2 separate regions of the Homo sapiens genome follow, and region 1 is linked to region 2. A link is an interaction called in ENCODE POLR2A ChIA-PET data of the cell type or tissue named here. Cell type or tissue: PC-3. All regions are shown on one strand. Links, peaks and the distances in the headings refer to the core of each region. The heading gives the core; the rest is flanking DNA. Region 1 has its middle 28 kb from the start of LINC02521. Region 2 has its middle 120 kb from the start of LINC02521.

Evidence for each region. ChIA-PET counts read pairs that join two places held together with the same protein. Peaks named below come from ENCODE experiments on the same cell type or tissue, not always from the same donor. Only the 100,000 strongest peaks of a DNase experiment are listed, where the experiment ranks them.
Region 1: POLR2A ChIA-PET joins it to region 2 with 5 read pairs; 2 of 35 experiments call an interaction of 5 or more read pairs at or near these places.

What each region holds. Positions count from the first base shown.
Region 1 is chr6:2,598,526-2,614,092 of GRCh38, forward strand. No RefSeq gene overlaps it. Among named protein-coding and RNA genes, the nearest start is that of LINC02521, 28 kb to the right of the region's middle. In PC-3, for the core only: no CTCF peak of the experiment used is centred there; no DNase peak of the experiment used is centred there.
Region 2 is chr6:2,510,554-2,526,120 of GRCh38, forward strand. No RefSeq gene overlaps it. Among named protein-coding and RNA genes, the nearest start is that of LINC02521, 120 kb to the right of the region's middle. In PC-3, for the core only: no CTCF peak of the experiment used is centred there; no DNase peak of the experiment used is centred there; H3K4me3 peaks cover 151 bases; H3K27ac peaks cover 1,907 bases.

The DNA.
Region 1 (15,567 bases), core at 3,507-11,506, 88 kb after region 2:
TGTTCTTTGTCTGAATATGAACAAAAAAAAGTGGGTCTGTCATTTTGGATTTCATGAGCATTATAATATTAGGATGATTCTTTGAGGACGCTTTGAACTAACTCTTGTGGAAGCACAAACACTGTATTTATTCAAAGAGAAGGCAACCTAAGTTTAGTGTCCACTGCCCAGCCACACACAGCCACAGGTTGTGTGTGTGTGTGTGTGTGTGTGTGTGTGTGTGTGTGTGTGTGCGCGCGCTGGGGGTCACCGGACCTTCCTCAGTGCCCATGCGCTCCCTTTGGGCAGGGCCTATCTGAGCCAAGTGCTGGGGAGAGGAGCTAGCTTTTGGTGGCCTCTGTGTCTGAAGGCCTCGTCCATGGGTAGGATTGGTCCTGACATTTATTTTTGTTTTCTCTTAAGTGGAAATATTTTAAGCCATTCTTTTGTCCTGGTGATCATTTTTACTTGTCTTACAGACCTGGGCAGCCACACAGGCACACAGCAGCAATGGTGGCATGGGTGACATGACCGCAACAGGAGTGGCGCCGTGTGTGGCTGACTGCAGGGCCCCCTGCAGGTGGGCCTGCCCCTCACTGCTCCTGCCCTGTGTCCAACGCCAGCACTGTTCAACCTCCCCACGCTCATGGTCACACCCATCTCTTCTGTGTGTGGTGCATGAGGCAACAAAGTCATGGGAGATTGGGGAGAACTATGAAAAGGAAGGTTCTTTGATGGTTCAGTGACACAAAATAACTTTGCAGGGTTGAGAGGATCACAGTTCCATGTTAGTCAGAAAGGGTGGGAATAAGCTTCCGGGAGACTGAACTCACTAATATCATAAGCAAAAGTGTGTGCACATACAATGGATGGGTGTATGGGTTTCTTCTGAGGACAGAGTATTTAATATTTACCAAATTTTACCCCAGAAATGCCCAAACACTTCTTCTGCAGCATCTCTATTGAGTGGCCTTGCAAACAAGAAATAATTGCCTCTTGTGGGGCCTCCTACATTAGTCAGGGTGTTCTGGAGAAGCAGAACGGATAGGATTGCTTGCTCTCTCTCTCTCTCTCTCTCTGTGTCTAATCTATCTATCCATTGAGAAAGAAATTTTATTTTAAGGAATTGGCTCACACAGTTGTGGGGCCCTGCAAGTCTGAAGTTTGTCAGGCAGGCAGGCTGGCAATTCAGTTAGGAGATTGATGTTGCAGCGGTCAGACTGAATTCCTTCCAGAAACCTCAGCCTTTCCTCCTAAGTCCTTCAGCTGATTGGATAATGCCCACCCACATCATGGAGGGTCATCTGCTTTCCTCAGTCTACTGATTCAAATCTTAATCACGTCTAACAGATGCCTTCACAGCAACATTTAGACTGGTATTGACCAAACAACTGGGTACTACGGCCTGGCCGAGTTGACACATGTAATTCACCATTGTACTACCCCATCTTGGGAAAGCTCTAGATGTCCTTAACTGCAATGAATAATTCCTATAATGACACCACCAGTTGACAGTTGGAAATGCTCTTTAATTAGCTCATGGTTCTCATGCTTACCCAAGGTCATGGCGTCCTTTCTTATATGGCCACATCCCAGCAAAGTCAGCAGTCACTTCTGGTGAATGATTTGATGAGCACGAAAAGGCAACATCCACCCCAACTCCCCCCAAAATATTTCTCCTTTTCTCTTCCAGAAACCTTAACATACTACATCACTCACTTTGGGGGTTAAATTGTGAACCGCAGAAGTCTAAGCTGGTGGACATTGCTCCGGCAACGTGAGGGAGTAGGTGAAGCTGATTTTTTCAGAGCCAGTGGTAGTCATTGGTGCTGTTGCTCTCACTTCCAGTGCAGAGCAGGTTTGTGCCTCACCCTCTGTGAGTTAACTATGGCCACAGGCCTGCTTTGGCAATGGAGGTGAGGATGTGGTGTGTGTTGCTTCTGGGCAGAAGCTGTGAGTGTCAGGCCACTATTCTTTACATCCTGTCCATGGCCAATGATAACTGTAGGAGCCTCGTCTGCCTGGGACCCTGGGGGACTTTGATGAGCACAGCCTGTCTGTAATCCAGATAAGACATGGAGCGTGAGTGAGAAATTGTGCTTGTTACTGCAGCATACCCTGGGCCAACCTGGCTACACCAAGCTGTGTGTGGCTTTCACAGCATACACCTCCCCATCTTCATTGTGAGCAATCGAGACACAGGGCTGAGCTACTAGAACCCTCTGGCTCCTTAGGTTTCTCAGCACCACAGGGTTGCATCTCACTGAGGCCTGGAGAGATGTCTTACCTTCTTCCCTCATTCTTCTTCATGTTAGCCATGTCCTCTATTGCTTTGGTCTGAAGGTTTGCATCCCCCAGGATTCACCTGTTGAAATCCTAGCCTCCCAGGTGATAGTCTTAGAAGGTGGGGCCTTTAGGAGGTGATTAGAGAGGAGCCCTCATGATGGAATTAGTGCCCTTACCAAGAGAACCCAGAGAGCTCTTTATCTCTCTTTCTGCCTTTGAGGATACAACAAGAAGATGGCCATCTGCAAACTAGAAAGAGGGCCCTCGCCAGGTACAGGATCTGTCAGCACCTCGATCTTGGACTTCCCAGCCTCTAGCACTGTGAGAAATAAATTCCTGTTGTCTATAAGCCACTCATTCTATGGTGATTTGTTACAGCAACCTGAACAGACTGAGATGTCTATGAACACAGAGGCAGAAATAAGCCTTCACATTTTGAAAATTATATTATGAAAAAGAATTATGTATAACTCTGTGGTAATAAAATGGGAAATTGAAATGCAATTGAATTGAGAAGAAAGAAATATAGAAAATTAGAACAGACCAATACCATGGAAGAAATTGAGAAAAGATGTCAAATAAATTGCTTCAAAAAGTTCTATAAACCACTTTTTTTATGCGCAAGTTCTTTTAAGCTTTTAGGGAATAATAATAATGAATAATTTAAAAACATGTAGAAATAGGAAAGTCACATCAGGTAATTTTACTGGCAGAAGGAGCAAAAAAGAAAAGAATCTATAAGTAAATCTAAACTTTGAATATCAATGCATAAACTCACGCTTAAGTAGGGTTTATTCTAGAACTTAAGGCTGATTAATGGCAGCAAATCAATCTGTGTCTCTGATCAAAGCAGATGAACACAGGATGCCCCCATTAAGGGTCTTAGCAGATAGACTGTAGGCATTTGGTAAAAGTCAACATCCTTTCAGAATGAAAACTTTCAGAAAGCCAAAACTGGATACTTCTTTAATATGATAAAGAATATTTCAAACCAACAGCCAACATCATACTTGATGGTGTCAGTTAGAGCCAATTCTATCAAAGTTAAGAAGAGGAGGCTCATGCTGACCACTCCTATTTACTGTTGTCAAGAAGCAACAGGGTGAAGACAGAGGAGTAAATATTGGTGAAGTGACAGAAAATTGTCCTCAGGGATAAGGAAATTCAGAGCTATTCACAGATACTAACAAATGAGTCGAACATTGCCTAAAATATTTTAGGACAATTAGCTCTTGTAATGAGGCATCTAGCAGCAGAGAGTTATGAAAAAGAAATATGTTGAAAATGTTAAACAGAACTGCAAAATGTTCACAATAGCTTTAAAAATGTGAACTGTCTACAAATTAAACTTATTTTAAGAGGAATATAGAAGGTATTTATTTAGAAAAAAGCCTTAAAAACTTTATTTTATGTTATTTTATGAGACTGAGTCTCACTTTGTCACCCAGGCTGGAGTGCAGCGGCGCGATCTCGGCTCACTGCAACCTCCACCTCCCAGGTTCAAGTGATTCTCCTGCCTCAGCCTCCTGAGTAGCTGGGATTACAGGCATCCACCACTGTGCCCGGGCAATTGTTGTATTTTTAGTAGAGACAGGGTTTCACCATGTTGGTCAGGCTGGTCTCGAACTCCTGACCTCAGGTGATCTGCCCACCTTGGCCTCCCAAAGTGCTGAGATTACAGACGTGAGCCACTGTGCCTGGCCAAGAACTTTATTAAGATTAAAAAAAAAAAAAGGCAATAAAATGGAAAGGCAGATCATGTTGCTGAGTGAGAAGATATAGTACATCCATGTAAATTATCCTCAAATGGAACGTAAAGTGTTAATGCAATCTCCATCACAACCCCAATATTTTCTTTAACTTTAAAAAGTGATTACAAATTTAAACTTGAGGAATAATTTGGGAGGAATAACTAAGAAAAATTAATAACAATACCTGAAAATGATGATGAGTGTATTTTTATTATTACATATTAATGTGTATTTTGCTACATAGTTAAAACAGGTTTCTGTTAATGTAAAAAGAGACAGAGCAGATTTAGAAAGATCATTCAAAAATCCAGAAACAGGCACAAGTGCATATCATTATTTAATATAAGATAACTTTGGCGCTTCGTATAAACAAGGAAAGGAAAGATTATTAAATGTACCAGGAAACCTACTTACCTATCTGGAAAAAATTAAGCTTTTTACCTTACTCCAAATATCAAAATAAATTCCAGATGGATTAAAGAGATAAAGTGTTAAAAATGAGACCTTACAAGTAGTAGAAGAAATTTAGCTAAATATTTATATAATTTGGGTGTTTGAACGGCCCTTTCTAAAAACAACATTGAAGTCGGGGATTGTAAACTAAATTACCAGTATCTCTGACTGCATGTGATAAATTCCATAAATCTCCTGAGCAAAATGAAATGTCACTTCACAAAGCAGAAAAATACCTGCCATATGTATTCCAGATACAGAACCAGCGTCCTTAAATATAAAGAGCTATTGCAAGCAGTATGTAAAAGACAGATTCTTTGGCCAACAATTCACTTCCTGAAGTTCATCCCAAGGAAATAAGCCCGGAGGTGGTCACCACAGAGCTTGCCCTTTTAAACTCCCTGTAGAGTTGATCGGAGAATCCACCTTTCCCAGGAGAGAGCTTCAGCAAGACCAGAGTGAGGGGGAGTCAGGGGTGCTGATGATGGTCTACTGGAAAGGATCTTTTGGGGGCAACATTGTACACCTCCGGTTGCTGGAGAAAAGGGGACACTGGGGAACTAAAAGAAGGCATCATGTAAATGGGGTGTCATGCTTGGAGGGATGTCAGAATCTAAGGACAAAGACTCCCACTTTGGGGGCCCAATAAAAAATGGCAACACTCAGCCAGAGTGGCATAAAAGGCTGCAAAGAATCCTTGAAACAACCTTATGACTTATGAGTAGTTAGTGTCACCTCTTTTGTTTTTGTTTTTATTTATTTGTTTATTTTTGAGACGGAGTCTCACTCTGTTGCCCAGGCTAGAGTGCAGTGGCATGATCTCGGCTCACTGCAACCTGTGCCTCCTGGCTTCCAGTGATTCTCCCACATCAGCCTGGCGCTAAGCCAGGCCCTGGGAATGCAGCAGTGAACCAGGGAACATAGACCCGTCCGCTAGGAGCTCTCAGATGTTCACCAATGAGCACCACAATAATGGTATAATTACGCCTGTGGCACCTGCCGTGAAGGGAATTCCGGGGAGCCACATGGGCATGTGGCAGGGGTCCCAAGTGCATTCAGTTAGCTCCCACCAGGGTGATACATTTATTCAAGGACACAGATTGGGCTGGACACGGTGGCTCACGCCTGTAATCCCAGCACTTTGGGAGGCAGAGGCAGGCGGATCACGAGGTCAGGAGATGGAGACCATCCTGGCTAACACCGTGAAACCCCGTCTCTACTAAAAATACAAAAAATTAGCCGGGCGTGGTGGGGGGCGCCTGTAGTCCCAGCTACTCTGGAGGCTGAGGCAGGAGAATGGTGTGAACCCAGGAGGCGGAGCTTGCAGTGAGCCGAGATCGCACCACTGCGCTCCAGCCTGGGCAACAGAGCGAGACTCTGTCTCAAAAAAAAAAAAAAAAAAATTACACAGATTGCCCTCATATCACCTGCTGTTTTATGTAGCTGGCCCAATTGGGACCAATAATTCTGATTTCTCCATCTTGTCTCTCTAGAAGGAAGTCCCTTCCCATAGCCAGCCACTGCCATGCATGTGGAGTGACGGCAGAGGCCCATGTGGCCTGTGTGCACTGTGATGTTCTCTGCATCAACATGGACAGAACGTGTGGGAAAAGTAAGAAAAAGAATGCAATGTACACCATAATGCCCTTTATGTAAATTAAAGCACATACACATACAAAACAGCCCAATATGTTATGTAAAAAAATCCATGATTATTTGGTTATTTGAGGACTTGTATAAAACACCTTACACTGGGTCTGGGGGTAGAAGCAGGGGGATAGCCAGGAAATCAGGGGTAAAAGGGAAAACAATACAGCAGGAGAGGAGCCTTGAACAGATTATACTGATAAATGCAATTGATTAAATCTGTCTGTGAGGTCCCCAAAGTAAACAGAAGCAAGAAATCATTTGGCAAAGCAAATAGCCTCTTGTACTGTACAGAGGGTGATCTTTAAATGCTGGCCCTAAGCTTAAGGCAGAGAAGTTTCATGATGGGAAACCAGGTCAGGAAAGATAGAAGCAGAATGGAGGAGAAAAGAAAGAAAGAAAGAGAAGAAGAAAGAAAGAAGGAAGGAAGGAAGGAGGGAGGGAAGGAGAGGCAAAGAGAAAGAGAGAGACACAAAGAGAAGAGAGAAGAAAGGAAGAAAGAAGAAAGAAAGAAAGGAAGAAAGAAAGAAAGAAAGAAAGAAAGAAAGAAAGAAAGAAAGAAAGAAAGAAAGAAAAGAAAAGAAGAAAATACACAGAGAGGCAGAGAAACAGTAGGAAAGAGGGAAGGAGGAAGGAAGGAAGGAGGGAAGGAATGAAGGAAGGGAGGGAGGGAGGGAAGGAGGGAAGGGAAGGGAAGGGAAGGAAGGAAGGGAAGGAAGGAAGATGACCAACCTAAGTGAACTCTGGGAACAACGGTGAATGTTTGTGTTTATATAAACATGTTACTTTAAGATGGTTGACTCCTTACAGACAAAGGCCATATTTTCATCACTTCCTATAAAACCTCTCTACAATACCCAACAAAGTGAGAGGTCCTTGGTGTTCCCAAAGCATTTAAGAGATAACAACAGTAATGTCCATGTGAGATCCTCGCGCTGGTGTGTGGTTTCTGAAGTGCATCCTGCAATGTGAAATGGTAGCTGCTATTCGGTGTTGATAACCTCAGTTCACTGTGGATCCCATCCGACAACGCGTGAAGTCAAGAAAAGCCAACTGTGACCCCACTGAGGGGGAAGCATCTAGTCTCTGCTTCCTGAACAGACTGTTCCAAAAACGGGGCTGTTGTTTCAGTTACTTACAGTAATAAAACCACCGCGACCCCATATCCATCTTTCCACATTCCCCACCTCCCATCCTACCCAAGGTCATGAATATCAAACTTGGAAAGGAAAAGAATGAAGGACGTCTCCCCCAGCAATTAAAATTAAGTCCTTTTTCTTGCCTCCAACTAAAATCTTGGACGTGATGGCAGTTGCATTTAGCGGGATCCCAAATGCTGCTTTTATATGCCAGCATTCCATTCGGGGGGCTGATTTGTAGGTTTAAAAATATGCAATGTATGAAAGAGAGGCTCATTTATTTATTTCCTCCCTTGACTGACCTTGGGCCTTGATTTATCTCAAAACCAAGAGAATTTTCCTCTTGGTAAAGGAGGACTAATTCTTTCAGTGAGTCCTTGATAGTTTCTGCCATCAAAAACAAACCATAAGCTGAATGTACAGAAATGCCCTGCATTTAAGAAAGATGACATGGGGAGTAGTAAAAGCAGGAGGAAGAGAAGTGTGAGAAGAAAAAGAAGCAGGGAAAATCAGGGGGAAAGTGATGTTGAACAAATCATGCACATTTCAAGATTTTTAAAAAAGCAATGCGTTTGGGGATGGATAGCTGTCACCCTTGCCACCTTGGAGGAAAGTTTTGCTGGCTAACTGGCTATTGTCAAGCAGGCCGGGCTGGTGGCCTCGGCGGGCTGGCTGACCTTCCCCTGACTCCAAGAGGAAAGAAATAGTGAGGCTCTGTGTCCTGCGAGTCGGGCCTTCCTGTGACCTGAGTGCAACGTCTCAGCCCCTCTCCGACAACCCTCCAGCAAAGCTTGCTGGAGCTCTTGGTTTATTTTTTCAGGTGAGTGAACGCCGTATCAAATACTGGTTTCTCAGTTGCTTTTAATTAGGCTTCTGGGTTCCACTCTTTCATCTCGCCTGAAATCTGCATCACTTTTCTCCAGCTATTTCAGGTTCTAAAGCCACGGGTTTGCTTTCATTCAGCTAATTGAAGGCACACAGGAAAGGAGAAGGGGGATAATCCCAATCATTGGACATTTTTTAGGGCTGTGATAAACCACACATTTTTTAGCAACAGAAAACCACTTTCAAAACGTTAACTCTGCGGCCTCTGCTCAGGGGCTGGAGGGCCTACCCCTGAGGCTTCAAGGTTCATGTCATGTGGGATTCTCTGAGACTCCTCGATGCAGGTAGAGAGCAGGAGGGCAGGTGAGATGCCGTGATGTGACGGAACAGGCCCCATCACTGTCCCTTTCTGGTGTCGAGCTACTGGGAACATCGCTGTTGAACTGTGTATCTGCAAAGCTCTGGGGTGGAGGCCCAGCCACACACAACATCGGAGAACAGAGCTGATGCTGATGTCCCCTGAAGTGTCAGCCAGCAGCCAGGTGCTTGCTTAATCCCAGAAAGGGCAGTATATATTTTTCAGTAAAATTTTATTAAATCCTAATAGCAGATCTTTTTTTGTGGAGCAAAAAACTCTTGAAAACTATATTCATGAGGTATGTATAATTTGTTGGTTTTACCAAGGCTTTTTAGTAAACAAGCTTTAGATCTTGCCAGAGTATTCAAAATAGGTTTATGTAGAGCAAATATTTAAATTTATCTGTTATTCTATTTTTATAATTAATGAATAGGATTATAGGCATTTAATAAAACTTCTACAAAATAGAGCAGGGTGGGGGGGTGAATCCTACTTATTTGCTACCAAAAGAATCAAAATAACATTTATATTTATATCTCAATATATGGTTCTTCAAGTCATTTCAGGAGATGAAACAGTATGTGTTACCAACGGCTTTTAATTATAAAAACAAAGTGTTTAAATGGATCCAACACAGTCAGTTGGCAATACATCTAAATTCCATGTTATAGTGGCCTTTGTAAGGCAACAAATGGGGAAAGTACTTGTTAATTCATACAACGTCAAAGAATACCTGATACCTAAATAGCTCCCACAGTCAATTGAAAAAAGACCAACTATTGGGAAAATGACACTTTCCAGACAAGATCACAGAAGTTTAGATAGGTGAGAAGATACTCAGCCTCACTCATGATAATTAAAATGCAAATTAAACTATACTGAGATTTCATTTTCCAACTCCCAGGTTGTTTAAAAAAAAAAAACAAACCTAACAGGTTAATATGCTGGTGGCAATGGAGTAGAGGAAAGACATTTATTAAAAGCTGAAGGGCCCAGCACTTTGGGAGGCCAAGGCGGGCTCATGATGAGGTCAAGAGATCGAGACTATCCTATCTAACATGGTGAAATCCCACCTCTACTAAAAATACAAAAATTAGCTGAGCGTGGTGGTGCACACCTGTAGTCCCAGCTACTTGGGAAGCTGAGACAGGAGAATCGCTTGAACCCGGGAGGTGGAGGTTGCAGTGAGCCGAGATCATGCCACTGCACTCCAGCCTGGCAACAGAATGAAACTCCATCTCAAAAAAAAAAAAAAAAAAAAAAAGCTGATGGGAACATATATTGGTTTCAATTTCTATGGGAATTTGGCAATACCTACTAAAATTATAAATGCAAATGCCCTTTGACCCAAACTTCTTTTTCCAAAAATTTATTCGACAAATACATTCACCTAGAGGAAAAGTTCCTCTATGTCCCCACTTTCCATACTGTGCTCTTTGGAAGGAAGTCATTATCTGCAGCCCACATTTATGGGGTGGGGAGTTAATACTCCCCATCCTTGAGGGCAGAGTATCTACAGAAATTATTTGAAATTTTCTGCACAGAACATTTGTCTCTTTTCTTCAATTCATTTATTTTTTCAATCATTTGTTGATATCCGTATGAGTTCGTGGTTATTTATTTTATACTTTGAGTTATCATCCAAAGCTACTTTATTTACTTAGCTGAGTTTTTGATTAAACGGAATGATTGTTTTGGCATCCAGTAAAAATTGGCTTAGAACCCAGAGCTCATCACACAGCTCTGTGACCTAGTAGTCTCTTTGTATGTGCTCATGGAGTACCCATGTCTCTAGTCGTTTATTGGTTTGTCAAGGGTGTACCATGTGCCCTTTACTGTGCTAGGGGTACAGCAGTGAATGGAAGAGACTGCCTGCCTGCCTGCCCATGGGAATTATCAACCTAATGTCTGACTGATTTACTGTATATGTAGCATGGCACTAGAAAATCTGGGGCAACAGCAGGGGCAATATTATTCCTTTGGAATGATAGTAGTCATCTGGGCAGGCTAGAGGGACACCCAGACTCACACAAGACTAGAGAGAAAATAGGCGTAGAATAAATATAAGCCAAAACACCAACACCTGTCTGGTGTGCTGAAGGATGAGGTGAATCAAAGACAGATTTCTTGAGATGGCATGGAATAGACGCTCTTATAAAAGTTTTGTTAAAAGGAACTAGGCAATCATTGGAAGGATGGGGTCAGATGTAGATTTTCCTATGCAGCATTTAAAAAAATAGAACAGACAGACTATCCATAAAACGCAGGAAGAGGAGGAGGCCATAGGAGACTGAGGCTGTAGCTGAGAGGTCACCCATAGAGCAGACACTTCCAGCCACAGGAGGGGCAGAGGGTTTAGTTTTGGAGAGAGGATGAATGTGGAGAAAAGTAAAACACTCAACATTCAATGTAAAAGGGAATATGTATTGTTAGGCTCTCTGAGAGGCGAAATAGACCATGAATTCTTAACAGCTTCTTGTGTGTTGGAAAGACCTATGAAAAGTTTCATTAAGTTTTGGGGAAAAGCAGGTAGGGTAACTCCATAAATCTAATGTCGAGCTGCTGTGGTGTTTCTTTGAATGGTGAAAGATACATTTTTTCCCTTTAGTTTGCCAAATTTTACTGCCCACACTCTTACCATTGCTGCCGGGAGATCTGATATGTTGAACTCTTAATATGATGAATACATGTCTGAGGATTGAAAGAAAAGCAGTGGCATTAAAAATGTCAGAATAACAGCAGTGTAGTTTCAGTGTTCTCCATGAGCCGTCACTCCTAACAATGGGTTCTTGCTTGTCAAACCTCATATGTTGCTTTGTAGAAGCAAATACACTGACTGGGATCTGCCTTGAGAAAAGAAAACAAAAAACAAGGTTGAACGTTGGGCGTTTTCGTTTTCAGTCTGAGCTTTGAAGGTAAATTTCGTCCTTGATTGTTTTGTTATTTTCTTTGGGCTCAAACTCTTGGGCTCCATCTTTCTTTGGCCAAGTCCAGGTTTCTTGGGTTCTTTCCATTTTCTCCAGGATTATCCACACATGTGCTTCCTTTCCCACTGTTTCTACTAAACAGATACTGGACGTAGAATTACAAAGTTACATAGTCTTCTTTAAGACTTTAATTTTTTAAAGCAGTTTTAGGGCCATGGCAAAATAGAGAGGAAGGTGACGAGATTTCCAATATACCCTCTGCACAGCCTCCCAGTGATCAACACCCTCACCAGAGTGGCATACATGTCACAGTCAATGAACCCACCCATATTCACACATCATCACCACCCAGAGTCCATCGTTCACATTAGGTTCACTCTTGGTATTTGGACCAATGTATAATGATATCATCCACTATTACGGTATCATACAGAGTAGTCGCACTGCTCTAAAAATCCTCTGTGCTCCACCTATTCATCCCTCCCTCCCCCTAACTCCTGGCAACCACTGATATTTTTACTGTCTTCATAGTTTTGCCTTTTCCAGAATGACACATAGTTAGAGTCACAGTATGGAGCCTTCTCAGATTGGCTTCTTTTAACTAGCAGCATGTACTTAAGGCTCCTCTATGTCTTTTCATGGCTTATTAGCTCATTTCTCTTTAGTGTGAATAATATTCCATTGTCTGGATGTACCACAGTTTATTTATCCATTCACCCACTAAAGAACATCTTGGTTGATTCCAAGTTTGAGCAATTATGAATAAAGCTGCCATAAATATCTGTGTGCAGGTTTTTGTGTGGACATAAGTTTTTAACTCCTTTGGGTAAATACCAAGTAGCATGATTACTGGATTATATAATAAGGGTATGTTAGTTTTGTAAGAAACTGCCAAACTGTCTCCTAATGTGGTCGTACTGTTTTGCGTTCCCACCAGCAATGAATGAGGGTTCCTGTTGCTCCACATTCTCACCATTTGATGTTGGCCATTCTAACGGCTGTGTGCTGGTATTTCATAGTTTTAATTTGCATTTCCCTGATGACTGTGATGTGGGGCATCTTTCCATACAGTTATTTGCCATCTGTATACCTTCTTTGGTGAGGGATCTGCTAGGTCTCTTGGCTCATTTTCTAATTGAGTTGTTTTCTTATTGTTGAGTTTTAAGAGTCTTTGTCTATTTTGGATACCAGTCCTTTCTCAGATGTGTCTTTTGCAAGTATGTTCTCACAGTCTGTGGCATGTCTTCTCATTCCCTTGATAACTTTTTCACTTACAGCTTTGCAAATGTTAGTAAATGACCATAATAGGGCTCTGGAGCAACACAAGCAATGTCCTCTCATGAGGCTCCAGGTGGCAGTGATTGCTCTGAATCCCAGCATTGCTGCTGCAGCCTGGCCAGCAAGTGATTCATCACTGTCAATGTTTTCATATCTTAACTTCCTTCTGAGGAGTGTCTCAGAGTCTGGTAAATGGTACCAAGAAATCTCCACCCTCAGTCCAGCTGGCTTCGTGTGGACCAGCTGAGTGGTGTGGGGGACTAGGAAACTGGATTTCTACCCAGTTGTCATTCTGTGTCCAACGTATTGGTAGGAAATAGGCATCAACTCAAGAAACCAAATCCCCCTAAACTAACATCAATTAGTTTGAGATCAGCTCTCTCCCCTTCTCCAAGTGTTATAGGTACATTTACAGTTTTAGTTCTGGATTTTGTAAACTGCATTCTCCTGATCATAGCGGACAAGTTCCTGTGCCACTTACTGATATGTGATGACAATCATGATTAAGAAGAATAATAGTGACAATTTACATTTCTATGCACATTAGACATACAAAGTGGCTTCACATGTTTCCTCATCTAGTGATTGTGGGACCTTCTTTACAAGCTTTGTCTTTGTAATGATCGTAGTTAACATTTATGGAGCCCTCATTGTGTTCCAAATTCTGTTCCATGACTTTTATTTGGACTAATTCATTTAACCCTTATAATAACCTCTGGCAGGGACTGTTACTATTCCCATTTTACAGATGAGAAGACCAAAGCATGACACCTTGCCCAGAGGTTGTTTGTTTGTTTGTTTTGAGACAGGGTCTTACTCTGTCGCCCAGGCTGGAGTGCAGTGGCGTGAGCAGGGCTCACAGCTCACAGCAGCCTTGGAGTCTTGGGCTCAAGCAATCTTCCCGACTCAGCCTCCCAAGTAGCTAGGAATACAGGTATGTACCATCACACCCAGCCAATTTTTAAATTTTTTGTACAGACAAGGTCTCTCTATGTTGCCCAGGCTGGCCTTGAACTCCTGGCCTCAAGCAATCCTCCCACTTCAGCCTCCTAAAGTGCTGGGATTACAGGCGTGAGCCACTGTGCCTAGCCCTGCCCAGAGCTGAACATACCCAAGGCTGTCCGGTTTCAGTGCCTACACCCATATCTGCTCTGCTACCCTGCTTGGGTTCAAATCTCGACTTGCCACTTACTCTCTGCATGAGCTTGGACTACTTATCTAACCTTTTTTATCTCAGCCCCTTCATTTAAAAATAAGGATAATAATAATATCAGTTACATAGGGATTTGATTGAATGGCATACTTTTTGTGAAGTTTCTGCTATGTGCTAAGTAGTGTTAGGTATTATTTTCATCCTGGACCATGTATTCTTCTGATAAACATTGAGCACACGTTCTCTGCCCGGTGGTAGGCTTACACTGAGGGTCCCAGGGTATATGAGTCTCCTACTGATGCTATAACAAATTGCCTGAAGCTTGGTGGCTTAAAACAACACAAGTCTGATTTATAATCCTTTGGGTATATACCCAGTAATGGGATTGCTGGGTCAAATCTTATTTCTAGTTCTAGATCCTTGAGAAATCTCCACACTAGACTGGATGAAGAAAATGTGGCACATATACACCATGGAATCCTATGCAGCCATAAAAAGGGTGAGTTTATGTCCTTTGCAGAGACATGGATGAAGCTGGAAACCATCATTCTCAGCAAACTAACACAGGAACAGAAAACCAAACACCGCATGTTCTCTCATAAGTGGGAGTTGAACAATGAGAACACATGGACACAGGGAGGGGAACATCACACACTGGGGCCTGTCGGGAGATGGGGGGCTAGGGGAAGGATAGCATTAGGAGAAATACCTAATGTAGATGATGGGTTGATGGGTGCAGCAAACCACCATGGCATATGTATAACTATGTACCAAACCTGCAAGTTCTGCACATGTACCCCAGAACTTAAAGTATAATAAAAATACATATATATATGTACATAAAGAAAAAAAAACATGAGTCTGTTGTGTGAGAGTGGAGGTCAGAGTCTGAACTGGGTTCCACTATACTAAAGTCAAAGCATCAGCAAGATGATTTTCCTTCTGGAGGCTCCAGGTGAGGATCCATTTCACTGTCTTTTCCAGCATCTAAAGGCCACCTGAGTTCTTCAGCTTGTGGTCCATTTCCTCCATCTGCAGTACCAACAATGGCAGGTTGAGTCTTCACATCCCATTATTCTAAACTCTGCTTCTACGGCCATATCACTCTCTCTGGCTCTGACCCTCCTGCCTCTCTTTTACAAGAACCCTTGTGATTACATGGGACTCACTCATACAATCCAGAATCATCTGCCCCTCTCTGGAGCCTTAACTTAAGTATACCTGAAAAGTCCCTTTTACCACATAAGATAAAATATTCACAGGTCTCAGGAACAAGGATGTGGATATCTTTGGGGGCCATTCTTCTGCTTTCCACAAATGGTAAATCAGACACTGTCTGACTTAATGAGGTTTGCTAATGATCACCAAAAAAGGTTAACAATAAGAGGCGAAATGGTTTGCAGAGGCCACTGAGAAGGCCAGGGTTGCTAAGCATTGTCAGACCAACTATTTTAAGATTTGGGAAATTGAGCTTTTACAAACTACTCAAGGTTCTTCTCTAAAAATATAACATCTCAGATTAAAAAGAAAGAAAAGAGAAAGAAGTTAGTGTTGTTAAAGATGTCTATTATGATACTCTCATTACCTGCCCTTTTAAAAAATGTTCCTGATACTTAAGATGTAGTGTTAATACACTCTGATACATTAACTCTGGAGGTGCTATTTCAGGAAGATTTCGAAAATATAACTAAAATTCTTCCTCTGAAGAGAGATTTTTTGAGCTATCTTACTTTGTTCCTAAAATTAGTCACATTTGCTCTCCTGTCAGGGG
Region 2 (15,567 bases), core at 3,872-11,871:
GCACTTTGGCAACAATTTCCCTTGTTCTCTCTACAGCCCCTCCCAGCCTGCTGTATCATGCTCTCTGCAACAGCTTCTCTTCATTTCAAGCCTACTCTGTGTGTTTATTTTAATCAGATTCAGCACAAAACTGTTAAAGAGGGGTCGGGAGCTGTGGCTCACACCTGTAATCCCAGCACTTTGGGAGGCCGAGGCGGGTGGATCACAAGGTCAGGAGATCCAGACCATCCTGGCTAACATGGTGAAACCCCATCTCTACTAAAAAATACAAAAAATTAGCCGGGCGTGTTGGCACGCGCCTATAGTCCCAGCTACTTGGGAGGCTGAGGCAGGAGAATGGCCTGAACCCGGGAGGTGGAGCTTGCAGTGAGCCGAGATCGCGCCACTGCACTCCAGCCTGGGCGACAGAGCAAGACTCTGTCTCAAAAATAAAAAAAAATGTTAAAGAGGGTAGAGGAGGAAAAGGAAGACACACTGGTTTGCTTCTAACACCCCCCGTCCCCGCAAACACACAGACACACACTCGGGCTTCATGATCCCCTGTTTGTTTAGTTCTGTGGCGTTCCTCCTTTCCTCCTTCCTGTTCAAATCTTTCAGCCCAATAAATTGCACAAATTAATGTGAATTAACATAAAACTTTTTCGAGAGCTGATGCAAGAACCCTGAATATCAGTTAGGCATGCATTTCGCTAAATGTAACCGAAAACCCAAGGATGTTTAAATAATAAGAGATGTATTTGTGTCAGGTAACAAGACATCTCAGTGTAACTGGAACACGGTTGATATCCAGGCTCCATCTGGCTTCCTGCTCTGCCACCCTTGGATTGTGGGTTTTTATCCTCATTGTTGCAAAGTGACTGCCTTACTTCCAGGCACTGTGTCTGTATTCCAGGCAGGCATAAGGAGGCAAAGGAAGGCAAAGGGAGAAGAGGCGGAAAAAGGGCAGAAGGGGAAGCCTGCTGATTCTCTCCTCTTTAAAAAGCTTTCTGGGATGCTCAGCTGTAATAAATCTACTCACTTATCATCGCTCAGAACTGGCTCTCATATCTGCCCTTTGCTACACACAAATTCTCCAGCTTCTGTATTGGAAGAAGGGGTGACGCATGGCTTTTGCATAGTTTTGTGAGGACTCTGAGCACTGTATAACAAAATCCAGAGGAAACACATATCTTGACTCCATGAAAGTGGCCTTGAGGCAGGTTTAAATGAAGAGTCAGGATCCGCTACGCGTGGGGTGGCCCCATGTCCAGTTTGTCTGAGATGCTCCCAGCCGAAGCCTGGGTTCCCGGCCTAATTGCTAATAAGTACCGCCTGCCTTTTACTTTCCCGCAACGTGTTATTATGAGAAATTTCATGTTATCATGAAAAAAGTTGAGACGATTTTATGGGAATAGCTGTATATTATCTACTAGATTCTACCATTAACTATTTACTACTCAGATCACTCCCTTCATCAGACCGCCTTATATTCTTTGGGTGCATTGTGGAGTAAATTACAGACATCACTATACTTATCCTTAATTACGTCATTAATCAGAGTTCTATATTCATTTACAGTTTTTTCTTTTGAAGGAAAATTAACATAAAATGAAATGTATGCCCTAAGTGTATATTGGCAGAATGTTGACAAATGGGTAACAAATCCTTACCAAGGCATGAAGCATCACCGCCACCCTAGAATGTTCCCTTATGGCCTCTTCTGACTGGAGAGGCCTCCTCCTCTGTCTCCCTCCACCCAGATGATCCAATGTTCTGATTTTTTTTTTCAATATATATTATTTTGCCTGTTTTAGAACATCTGTTAAATGAAGTCACACCGTAGGCACCCTTTTGGGTAAGGCTTATTTTACTCTGCATAATATATATTTTTTAATTTCTGTGGGTACATAGTAGGTGCATATATCTGTGGGATACATGTTGTGATGCAGGCATGCAACGCATAGTAATCATATCATGGAGAATGGTGTATCCATCCCCTCCAGTATTTATCCTTTGTGTTATCTGCATAATATTTTTGAAAATCATCATCCATGTTGTTGTGTATTTCATTGCAGAAACTTTTTTTTTCATTCTTTCTGTAAGAACCAAACAAACTCCAGTTTCTAGTTAAGTCAAAATTGGTTATTTTCAAAGGTGGTTTTTAAACACTCTCTGTAGGGAGCAAAGATCTTTAAAATTATCAGAGAAATGCGGCTCCCTGCTATGGCAAAGAACATAAACTCCTGGAAGTAAAGAAATGTTTGGGTCTTTATTTTACAGAAAGGAATGTGAAGTTGGAACTTCTAAATGGCCGATTTTAAATTTAATGTCTCTCTAAGAGATATAAATTAGCAGCAGCAAAATATTATGGCCCTTTAGATGCTTCGGTCCATGAATTGTAAATTAAAGTTGGTTTAGCCATTTGGTGGGGCTTAACCATACTAGAAAGAGCCATTAAATATTTTATGGTATGTAAATGTACTTGCAACCATGAGCAGCGTTCCTGCCCCCTGACACATTTTTGTTAGAGTGAGAAAGGGAACAACGGAGAATGCACATAAAAATATTCCCAGTTAACAGAAGTTGAAATGAATTAGAGACATAAAGAACACACATGTTTGCACTTAGACGTGGTATATGGCTAATTTTTTCATGAAGAGTGCCTTATTACTTTTGCTCTAAGCGGTATTCAAAACGCTCGACATTTGACAAGGGGAATTTCCCTTCCCTTCTCTCCTTTCCCTACAGTATATATTAAACTAATTGCTTTATTTTAACAAGGGGGACCCTGTTTCCCTAACCATCCTCTGGACCCCCAGCCTGACCTTCACCTCCACGGATCTTTGCTGGGAGATAATTGCACCACCAATGTGATTTAGTACACTTTGGCTCTGTGCATCCAGTCTTCTCTGTCTTAGCAACATTTTTAACTCTCAAAGGGTCAGGTTCCCATCCTCTATAATTCTTGGACAGTCACATAAAACTTAAATTTGGCCCAGAGTTTCCTTATCATTTATAATTTCCATAATACTCTCAGAGTCACAAAACCATCTAGTGTTTCAGGGATGAACGATTTGTTGATTTTCTTGAATAAAAATTCTCTGAAGAGTAAGGTAAGGAACGCCAATAGGCTTAAAACTGTCACGGGAAATTGTAAATAAAACTCATGCCATAAGCCACAGTGCCTTCTTTCAGGCCTACCTTTAGGAACACACATCGCTTCAACTGCTCCTCAGAAATTTCTCATGGTTGAAGTAAACACACAAGACAGCTTGGCAATGGGGTGAGCGATTGGCCCTCCCGTCATGGATGGAGGGAGAGATGGAGACCGCACAGGCCTCAGTATCCCCATCCTTCGGGATTCAGGTTCCCCTTCCCTGAGGAGTTCTCCCTGACAGAGCCGCTCCGAATTCCTCCGGCAGCACGCAGGTCCACACAGTCAGTGTAACCCGTGTGCTTCCTTCCCACTTCCCTTTTGCTCCTGGGGTTTTTGGTGGTTTGCTCTGTCTCTCCAATTCTTCGTAGTCCTTGAACACAGAAACCACATACTATTCTTTATGTTTTCGTATCACATTGTGTTTATACTTATTTCAATGTGTCTTGTAGACTTACCCTGTTTTTGTTTGTTTGTTTTTAGATGGAGTCTCGCTCTGTCACCCAGGCTGGAATGCAGTGATGGGATCTCGGCTCACTGCAACCTCCGCCTCCCGGGTTCAAGTGATTCCCCTGCCTCAGCCTCCTGAGTAGCTGGGACTACAGGCGCACACCACCATGCCCAGCTATTTTTTTTCTATATTTTTAGTAGAGACGGGGTTGTGCCATGTTGGCCAGGCTGGTTTAGAACTCCTGACCTCAGGTGATCCACCTGCCTCGGCCCCCAAAAGTGCTGGGATTACAGTTGTGAGTCATTGTGCCCGGCTTTTCCTTGTTATTTGAGTCTCTGGGTTTTGTAAAATGCAGACAGTTGTGGGCAATTAGATCAAATGATCATTAAGGTATCTCCAGCTCCCGAATTCACTCTGTAATTTTACTATTATTTAAGGGAAATTTCAGCATATAATTGCAATCTAACAACAGCCCTCACTCGTTTCAGTGGGCAAATATCAACGTTCATTCTCGTCCCCCAGTGGACTGCCCTCGGATCGTTCATTCATCGGGAAACTCTACTCCCAGATTTGCAAACCTGAGGGTTAGGCTTGTCTCTGAATTTAACATGGAATAAGACCATAGATTGCCTGGGCCCAGATTTCTGTTCTGCCACCTCCTTTCTCATTGAGCATGTTACTTACTCTCACTGTACTTCAGTTTCTGCGTTTGCAAAATGAGAATCATAATAATCCTACCTCACAGGATTCGTATGAAAAGTAAATGAATTAATATTTACAAAGTTCTTAGCATGTGGTGGATACGACATAAGAGTTTGTTAAAAAATAACTCAGGGCTTCTACTAGCAGGCGAGGAAGCCACTTGTATTTCTCACACTTAGGTGTGCAGGGGCCATGAGTAAAGCACAGAAGGCAAGGCACGCTGCGGGAGAATTCAGAGGGCGTCCGTGTGGGAGCTGTCTAAACGGTGTGACTTTTGGATCTTCTGCCTTTCGAAATTCTTTCCCCTTGGCTCACTGAGGCCTGAAATTCCACAGTCACACCCTCCCATGCCTTTGATGTCTGCCAGACAAGGACTTTGTCCTCCACGAGAATACCCTGCAACAGGGAGAGCACACGCGAAGCTTCTCTGGACATTTTTGTTTCCTCAGTACGTTTATCAGATTCTTCCTGAGAGGAGAGATTCCATTGGGTGGATTTGGAAAATGAAAACAAAGCAAGAGAATGTTGGGTGCCTGCCTAGTATGTGGAAGATAAGAAGGAAAAAGAAAGATGGGGACCTTGCCAGGGGTGGCCACACCCTGGGAACAGGTGTAATGGAGAGCTGGCCTTTCTTGCACAGCGTTGGCGTCAGGCAGGGCAGTCCGAGCCCCACCTCAGCCACTATGAGGTGGGCGTTCTGCAAGTCTGATCCTCAGGTTCCCACCCGCAAAGACGCAGGTGGTCACCTGGCCCCATAAGGTTGTAGCAGGAATTGTCTTCAGTTATTTGAAATGCTTGGTGGTGTCTCCACCAAGCAAGCTCTCAGTAAGTAAATATGTATAACCTTACTCCGTTCAGGCTTTTAGATAATCTGTTAAAAAATAACTTGAATATTGTTATATTCAAGTTTGCCCTTTGACTCTCAGAAGGCAAATGGCATTTAGAAAATCAAGGAAGCTTTCAAACAGTTACGTATTTCAGAACCCAGAGTTCTCAGTGGAGTTTCTTAAACGAAAACAAACAAACAATGCTAAATCAGTCACCGCAGATATTTCCAAAGAAAATTGTTTATAGCTCGCAAGTTTGCTTTAAGTAGTTGCCTGGCTAACAGAATATCTAAACTCATACTAGTTAGCAACATAGACAATTATGATTCTCTGGTTGTCAGATGCTAGAGGACCCTATTAAGAAACTGGAAATAATGATGAATTTTTCTATCCGTGGCATTAGCCATTCAGATATGGTGAGTGAAAAACAAATTAAGGAATGTATAAATATGAGGCTTTCAAAACAAGTGGCATAATATTTCATTTATTCACTTTCTACCTAGCTTTTACTTCTTAAAGGAGAATCTTGCTCTCTGGGATAGGCATAAACAAAGAACTTTTGAAATTTACTCTTTTGTAACGCATTGCGCTGAGTCAGTGATTTTATTCATAGCGTTATCTCCAGGCAGCCTCAGGTAAGGAACTCTAAGGACTCTGCTTCTGAAAACCAGACCCCACCCTGACCCCGCTGCTTCCCAGCTAAAGCATCTGGGATAAGTTACTTTGCCTCTCTAGGTCTCGGTTAGGTCTTGGTTGTCTTGTCTGTAAAGGGGGAATAAAATGATCCTCCCCACAGCGTTATTGTGAGGCTATATAAGATGTAAGCATTTTAAATCTGTGAAATGCTATAGAGTAGTTATCACTGCCGCTAATTGGTTGTCTCCTTTTAGGCAAGGACCAAGTCCGAGCCAGGCTCCTTTATAGTCCCATGGCTAAATGCCATGGTCCCGAAGAGTACAGCACACATGGATCATGAGGATGAGAGTGAAACAGAAATGAACCTGAAGCTCTGTGCAAAGATGCCTTCAACTCTTTGCTATTCTGGGATTCAGAAAGAGGGGGTGGCACGCCGGGGCAGGAGGTGTATGGGGAGGGAGGGGCATAGCTCTTTGAGGCTGGCCAGTGGCGACACCAGAGACTCAGCTCCCTCCCAGGTAACTGAATAGCAGAAGACCAGATTGCGTGGGGCTCAAGTAGAAGACAGGATTTCCAAACACCTCAGGATCTCTTCTGATCAACCCTGCACGAGATGCAGGGGGTGCCCTCACACCCCCTCCAGGTTACTGTGAATCCTGTCTGTACTGCAAATCTTCGCCTTCCTTTAGTTCTTTGGGAATCCTTCCGGCATCCTCAGCTAGCATCTCTTGCCATGAGCATGGTGAGCCAGCAAGCATGGCTAACACATGGCAGGAAGGAGAAGGAGGAGAGGCACTGTCAACTAGCACCATAACCCCTAGGACAACTAGTTCATTTCAGATAAGCCAGTGGCATATCATTCTTGCTAATGTCAACCCATTTTATTATTGGAATTTGGGGAGACGAGATGAATTTCCTGCACTGGCTGGACACAGGAGGCTGTGTGCTCTGCTGTGCTGTTTTCCAAGATTGCCCCCTTACCACTTGCTCTTCGGGGCCTGCTGTTTGCTGAGGCTTGTTGTTCTCAACTGTCTTTCATCACATATTGTAGCTTCTTGTCTCAGTCCTGCAGTGAGTTGGAGATGGTTTTGCTGAAGATCTTGGAGTTATCCCTCCAGCTGTGGGCCATGATTTCCAACCCAATTCCTTTTGTTATTTTTCATCTTTGAATAACCTCCAACCACAAATCCCCATTTCTATCTGTGGCCAGTTAGCGTAGTTGATGGCAACCCAGTGGCAACAAATGTATAGGTTGGCATGGCTTCAATTTCTGAGCAAGTCAGTTATGCCATGTTTGGGCAGAGTGTCTCTAAAATGTCCAGCCATCGAATCATCCAGCAATCCAGCAAGTGCTGGTGTTGGCCACAGGGGTAAAGGATGAATATTTGGTGGGATCTGTATAAATCCACCACCAGCACTGGAAAAGTGCTTTCTGGAGGAAGTCCTGCTGATGTGTACGTTTATTGACATTTTATGGTCAGTGCAGCAGGCCAGTGCTCATAAGGGGCTAGCCTCCCTTCCTGGCCCCTCACTCTGCCCCCGCCTCCTGCAGGAAGAGGTCATCTTTTCCCGCATTTGCTCTTGACTCTGTCCCTGCAAACTCGACTCATCCTATTTACAGTTAATTGTTTATAGATTTGTTTTCTTCTACTAGATTAGAGGCAACATTTTTCTGTAAAGGGCCAGATACTACTTTAGGCTTCGTGGGCCACACGGTGTCTGTATCAACTACCCACCTCTGCAGTCGTAGCACAAACTCCCAAAGGTCAATATGTAAACAAATGGGTGTGGTCGTGTTCCAACAAAAGTTTATTTATGGACACTAACATTTACATTTTATATAATTTTTACATGCCATGATCTAGAAGCAAATAATCCAACCTTATATTTGCCTAATTCTTTACAGTTGAATAAATACTTTCATCAACGTCATTTTATTTTCATTCCTATGCCTGATAACCACAGGGAATACAAAGATCCTATTTTATGGATGATGGAATTTATGGATGGAATTTATGGAATTTATGGATGATGGAATTTATCCTAAGAGAGCATTTTGGCTTTTCTAAACCTATCATTCCAACACTGATTTTCAATGGTGTCCAAACAATCCCCCCACAGAAAATGCCTGGCTAGTCTTTTTTTTTTTCTTTTAAAATTTTTATTTACTTTTGGAGATGTTGTGGGTAGTTTTGGTGAGCTAATAATGAATCCGTTCTCTATAACACACTTCAGCTTCTCAGTGACTGTACTTCACACCTGCCAAGACAGTAAAGTCTATCAATCCTTGTGAACATAAAGTAGGAGTGAACTCTGGAAATGCCATCAGTGGTTTAATCTCGGAAGAAAGGACATGCCCTCCATGGGGGACAGTTGAGCCTCAGGGGCAGGCGGCAACTGTGTTGGCTATTGTTTATTGGCCACTCAGCCCGGATCTGTTCTCTACCCTTCTCAGCATGTTCTGTGTCCTGGGAGGTTGGTGTCCAGTTGGGTTTGATCAATGGGCAACATCAGTGGAATACCAGAGGATGAGAGGGAACAGAGACTGAATGCTTCACCTGCCTGCCTGGGGTCTGCAGTGGCTGTGTCTTCCATGGGGGGCACTCCCCTCCCTGCCCTAGGTCTACCATACCCCTGTTCTTCATCTGGAATACTCTTTTGCCTTTCCTGGGTCTGCATGACTCTAACCTCCATGGAAGCACTGCCCTTCCTTTCCTGGGTCTGCGACGGTTGTGCTGTTTGTTTTCATACTAACTTTAGAAATCAACTTATCTAGTAAAAACTATCTTGTTGGTTTTTTATTGGGATTATGGTAAATTTATAGATTAATTTAGGGAAATACCTTTTTTGTGTTTGTCCAAGTCTTTATTTCTGTCCTTCAGTAGCATTTAGGAATTGCATGTTTTTATTCATTATATGCTTTTTTTTTTATTACTTTCACAAATGGGGTCTTTTCTTTCATTTTTTTTTTTTAAGAGACAGTATCTCACTATGTTGCCCTGGTTGGAGTACAGAGGCTATTCACAGACAAAATCAAGATGCACTGCAGCCTCAAACTCCTGGCCTCAAGCAATCCTCCCACCTCAGCCTCCTGAGTAGCTGGGACTACAGGCATGTGTAAATTTGCCCAGCTCTTTCATCATATTTAAAAAATTCCACCAGTGGTATAATGTCTGTTTATCATAGAAGTTTTCTACTCAAAAATGTTGTTGTATTCTATTATTGGTTACAATGATTTTAGATTGAGTCTATTCGGTAAAATTATAATAATTTTACCTTCTGTTTTCCAATTTTGTGTTTTTATTTCTTTCTCTTATCTAATTGAAATTTTAGTACCTGCAGAACAATTTTAAATCATAGTGATGATAAAGGACATCTTTTATTTGTTTCTGAATTTAAAGAGAATCTTCTTACCAAATAAACTTTTTCTAAATTATTAAGTATTTTAAAAATCAAGAATAGATTTTGGATGTTGAGTTTTACCAATACTTTTCATTATCTATGAAGATTGTATCATATTTTTTCCTTTAACATTTCAGTAGGTACATTATATCAACAGATTTCCTAATATTGAACCATCCTTGAATTCTTGGGATAAAGCACTTGGTGTGGCATATTACTCTTTCAGTATTTTTCTGGATTCTATTTACTTATTGAGGTAAAAGTTGGTCTGTCCAAGACTGAGCTCCTGAAATGTGGCTGCCAGAAAGAGAGCTGGTCTTTCAAGCTACGTGGAAACTGGCTACAGTGCAGTGTTTAAGCATCATTTCTGGTCAATTGCAAAGCCTGGATCCCAGCTCCTGAATGTGCCAGGGTAGGAGCTGGTATTTCCCTAAACATGAATGCTGAGATGATAAATCCTGCCATTACATTGCTTCTTTATTAACTATAGCTGCAAAGTTTGAACCCCAAGGTTTGCAAGGAATCAATCCCTCTCTCACCAGAGGCAGAGAGTACAATGCTTCTCTGCAGACTCCATGAGCCATGGGCTGGTATGCTACAGCAGAAACCAAGGTCCTATAGCATCATGTTGGTATTGCATTTTATTGCATTTTAGCACTGATTACACCAGGCAAGGGCCAATCCCTCTCTAGTAATGCAGTACAAAAGCCCCTCAACCCGAGAGTCAGGATCCTTCTCCCCTAGTCTCATAGACGGCTCTACCAGGTTGCCTGTTGTGCTTCAGACAGCATGGATAACAAGGCACTACACATTTGCCCAAGGATGTTGAGTGTTCCCTGTTCATGCTGCTCCTCTTGGTCTGCTCTTATCTGCACTATTTTGTGTGTGTTTTCTCCATGGGTCTTCACAAATGAAATTGGCCTGTATTTTTCTTTTATGCAATAATTTGTGGGAGGTTTTGTTATCAATGTTATGCTACTTGCATAGAAAGAATATGAATGCTCTGAAACAAATTAAATAGCACTAGAGTGACCTAATCCTTAAGGCTTGATAGGAATCTGTGGAAAATGTCCAGATTTGATGCATTTTGGGGAGCAGATCTTCATTAATTTTAATTCTTCTGTGTTAATTGGTCTGAGTAGATTTTTCTGCTTAGGGATCAATTTTGATAATTAATATGCATTTATTTGTATAACATTTTGACATTAGTCTCTTATAATTTTAAGTTTGTACTCTATTTGCATTATTCTTTCTAAATTTTTGTGTTTGTATTTCTCTCCTTATTCATGCTAATGTTTTTTGATATGAGTTTTACTGAAAGCAACAGCTGAGTTTATTTATGGGTACTACTGATTTTCTTTTTAAAAATTGTTTCATTTCTGTTTTTATCCATAGAAATTACTTCTTTCTGGCCGGGCATGGTGGCTCATGCCTATAATCTCAGCACTTTGGGGGGCTGAGGCGGGTGGATCACCTGAGGTCAGGAGTTCGAGACCAGCCTGACCAACATGGAGAAACCCCGTCTCTACTAAAAATACAAAATTAGCTGGGCCTGGTGGCACATGCCTGTAATCCCAGCTACTACGGAGGCTGAGACAGGAGAATCACTTGAACCCGGGAGGCAGAGGTTGTGGTGAGCCAAGATCGCACCATTGCACTCCAACCTGGGCAACAAGAGCAAAACTCCGTCTCAAAGAAAAAAAAGAAATTACTTCTTTCTGTTTTCCTTACATTCATTCTGTTATTTTTCCTCAAGCTCCTAAAATGCAGGCTTAATGTACTTGCCTTCCATATTTTATTTTTAACAATATGAACATCTAAAGCTACTGTTTTTCTCTGAACGCTGCTTTACTGGCACCCCATAGGCTTATATATATATTGTTCTAATTATCATTATTTTCTAAATATTCTGCAATTTTGATGTTGATTTTGATTTTTCATTGACAGAAGAATTAAAAAAGAGTTTTCAAAATATTTTAGTGGTGGTTTTACTTTATTTATTTATTTTTTGGGATGGAGTCTCGCTCTGTCACCCAGGCTGGAGTGCAGTGGCATGATCTCGGCTCACTCCAGCCTCTGCCTCCCAGGTTCAAGTGATTCTTCTGCCTCAGCCTCCCAAGTAGCTGGAATTGCAGGCATGTGCCACCACGTCTGGCTAATTTTTGTATTTTTAGTAAAGACACGGTTTCACCATGTTGGTCAGGCTGGTCTTGAACTCCTGACCTCAGGCGATCCACCCACCTCGGCCTCCCAAAGTACTGGGATTACAGGTGTGAGCTGCTGCACCCGGCCCTGTTTATTTGTTCTCTAGTTTCTAATTTTATTATTGACTTCTTATTTTATTGAATTATGATAAAAATGTTTGTACATTTTAACTTAAAAACAATTGATGTTTTCTCTCTGCCTGACTTAGTCCATTTTTATGACTATTACTGGATCATTTGGGAAAAGGATTCGTTCATTCTCTAATTTGAGAGTATAGCATCTGACATATAGCAATTAGATCCGTTTCATTACTGGTTTAGGTCTTGTTTTTTTACATTGTATGTGTGCACATGTGCTTGATCTAACATGAACTGAGTTTCCTATTGTCGGTGAATTTCTGCATATTTCTTCTTGCATTTCCTGTGGGTTTTACTCCATCAGTGTTGGTGCTGTGCTGTACGGCGCAAATTCATAACAATTATATCACTATTGGGGATTGCAAACTCCAGCATTTTAAAGTGTGTGTCTTTGTGAATTCTATGATCCTACCACTTAAAGCACATGTGTTTGAGGGCATATTTTTATAGCACAGCTGTTCTGAAAACACAAACCAACCAAGGCCAAGGAAAGACAAGAGCCTGATTCTTTTAAATTTATGATGATAACACTAAAATTCCTTCTACAAAGCGAGCTTCCCGGCCTCAGAAAATGGCTTCAGTTCAAGTAGTAGGATCTTTCACAAAAAAATTCTCTGTCTACACATATTTGAACCTTTCTGACCAACAGCAACAACAAAAAACATAACACAACAATGTAAAGAGCACATTACTCATGACTAATCATCTAACCACAGAGGGAACTTCACTTCCTTCCTTCTTCACCACGTCCCCTTTTCCTCCCCAACCTCGCCCCCCTCTACCTTCTCTCTTGCTGTCTCCTGACGTGTATCCCTTGAATAAATGTGCTTTTTCCAAAGAAGATCGCTCCTGGCTCCTGCTCTCTCGCAGCTACTGACCAGTTGAACTCAGGGCGCTGGGTCCACTGGTGATTATGTGTGGGCTCCCACAGGTGACAAAAAGCCCATCTGGACTGCAGGGTCTTTAAACCCCAACGCTTCACACGTTCAACTTCTCACCCTTGAGAGTCTGTCACTTAGAGTTTTATTTTTCTACTCCCACTCTGTGCCACTCTATCCTGTAGACTCATTTTACAAAAGCAGCAAAATCTAAGTCTGACAGGTAATCCCATCTCTCCAGATTAGATGAGCTGGAAGCAACTTCTTGGCCCTGACATGTTGTGCAGAGGCACACAGCCAACCTTTGAAAGAACAAATGGGGGAAATTTGGAAATAGAGAAAGAGTGATGTCTCATGACTGTTACTATGATTTAGATTAACACATCTTTGGCCTGGGCCCCGGAAGTTGGATTTTCTTACAAGGTGGACATGTATCAACACAGAGCCTGCAGAACACGTAACTGTACAAGGCATACAGTGACCAGGAAGGGCAAAGACTCGCTAGTAGGCAACACTTTATCCTAGGGCACATAAGTATCAGAGAAAGAGGACAGAGCAGTCCTGGAGTCTTTCAAGTTGGGTCAGATCACCATAGATTTTGAACAAAATTAGTATCTTGGAGTTTATGATGACTGGGTTATGAATGCACCTATTAGGAAAATAGCCTATAATTTTTAGAAACCAGAAGCAATTGACGATTATGGATGTTTTAGTATTTTATTATGAGATATTACCTATTGGAATTTTTTGTTTGGGGAATTTTAGCAAGATATTAAATCAAGAATAGATAAACATCCAGATTATTGGAAAACCTTGGTGATGTAATTTCAGGGTCACTTTGCTACGTTAACTCATGGAGCATCATCACAGTACTACCAGAAGCAGGGAGCTGGGCAAGGTCCTGCTTGTTTACTTGCCTAAGCATAATGGCTGAATTTTGGAAATGATGAACAAGTAAGCTTGAAATCAATCCCCAGTGACCTTCGAAAACATATCACTAAATTAATATTCACCAGTAGATATCACGCATGAAAGAACAGACACATCATTTCTGTTTCTGATGGGGTTGCAATGACAAACTTATAGATGGGAACAAAGAGCTAGCCCTTCACCTCAGAATTGCTGCAAAAACATCAAAACATTCTCATTTGATAGCTGTCAAAGACCAAGCTAAATGAAGATATAGACAGGTGGTTTCAAAGTTTGTTAAATATCTTTGCTAAATAATATTAGCAATGGCCCTTGTCAACTGGAAGAGATGCCCTAACCCACCACCTAACTGCCTGCCAAAAATGGGGAACCAACAGTGTAAACAGATTAAAAGTGCAGGTTCTGGAATGTGATGACCTGGATTTTGAACCACATGCTTTCTGCTTTGGCCTTGAAATGTTATTTTACTCCTTCCTCCTGCAGTGCCCTCTGCTGACAGAGCTGAGCATTGTGTCAGGAGAATATCAACAGGGACCAGCTCCAGCATTGCAAGACAGGCAAAGAAGAGTGTGTTTGGAGCCAAAGTGACACCTGCCACAAGCTGGGCACTGCTGTCTATAGGACCTCATACTCCACTGTAAGGACTTTTACAAGAGCAAGAGGGCTTCGAGCAGAAGAATGACACAACCTTATTCATACTTTCAGCAGGATGATTCTGGTTCCCGAGCTGAGAATGGACCAGAGGAAGGCAAGGTGGAAGCTGGTGAGGAGGCTGTTGTGTTAATATTGCAATAAGAATTTAGCAGGCTGTTTAGCATTTATGTAATAAAGATATTCCTATGGGACTGTTACGATATCTTACCTAACCATCACTGCTAACTCTAAGTCTAAATAAGAAATAAGTATTTTTTAAAGAACATTAAAAAAATCAATCACCACAAAATACATGCCGACTTTCATAGTAGGTGATTATGATTATATTGCAATATAAACTCAAAGTAAACCAAATCAAACAGACATTTGGTGTTTTGATTTTTTTGGCAAAGTGATTTCTTAACATCTCTATTTTGAAAATTATTGAATCTTTTTGATTAGTAATACATTCACATCGTTTTCAAAATAAAACAAAGATATGCAAAAGTATTCAGTAAAAAGTCTTTCTTCTGCCTTTATCCACTATGTGTCCTGTTCCCATAAAACTTTTGTTTGCCAGTGGTTTGGATAAAGAAAATGTGGTACAGGCCGGGTGTGGTGGCTCATGCCTGTAATCCCAGCACTTTGGGAGGCTAAGGCAGGCAGATCACTTAAGGTCAGGAGTTTGAGACCAGCCTGGCCGACATGGTGAAACCCCAACTCTTCTGAAAACACAAAAATTAGCTGGACATGGTGGCAGATGCCTGTAATCCCAGCTACTAGGAAGGCTGAGGCACAAGAATCAATTGAACCTGGGATGCAGAGATTGCGGTGAGCCAAGATTGAGCCACTACACTCCAGTCTGGGCGATAGAGCAAGACTCAATCTCAAGAAAAAAAAAAAAGAAAGAAAATATGGTACATGCACACCATGGAATGCTATGCAGCCATAAAAAAGAATGAGATCATGTACTTTGCAGTATCATGGAAGCAGTGGAGGCCATATCCTAAGCAAATTAATGCAGAAACAGAAAACCAAATATAGCATATCCTCACTTATATGTGGGAGCTAAACGTGGGGTTAATAAATACTGGCAATTCCAAAAGAGGGGATGAAAGGAGGGGAAGGGTTGGAAAACTACCTATTGAGTACTATGTTCACTACTTGGGTGACTGAATCATGAGTCCAAATCTCAGAATCAAACAATATGCCCTTGTAACAAACCTGCACATGTACCCCCTGAATCTAAATTTAAAAATAAAAACTTTTAATTTTTTTTGTATCTCTTTCCAGAGTTTTTAAGCATAAGTGTTAGCAAACACAAATATATATTATTATCTCCCCTTTCGGTTTTACGCAAAAGGAACATACTATGCACATACTTTTCTTCACCTTGCTTCTTCACAAAATTTTGTATCTGGATATATTTCCATATCATAGGTATAGAGAGCCTCTTCATTAAAAAAAACTGTATGTACCATACTGTATTTAAATAAACCTTGCTAATGGAAATTTTAGAGGTTTCCAATCTTTTATTACTACCAACAATGCTGCCATGAGTTACCTTGTAGATATATGTCAGTTTTTTGCACATGTGCAAGTATATCTGTAGGATAGTTACAGAAGTGAATTA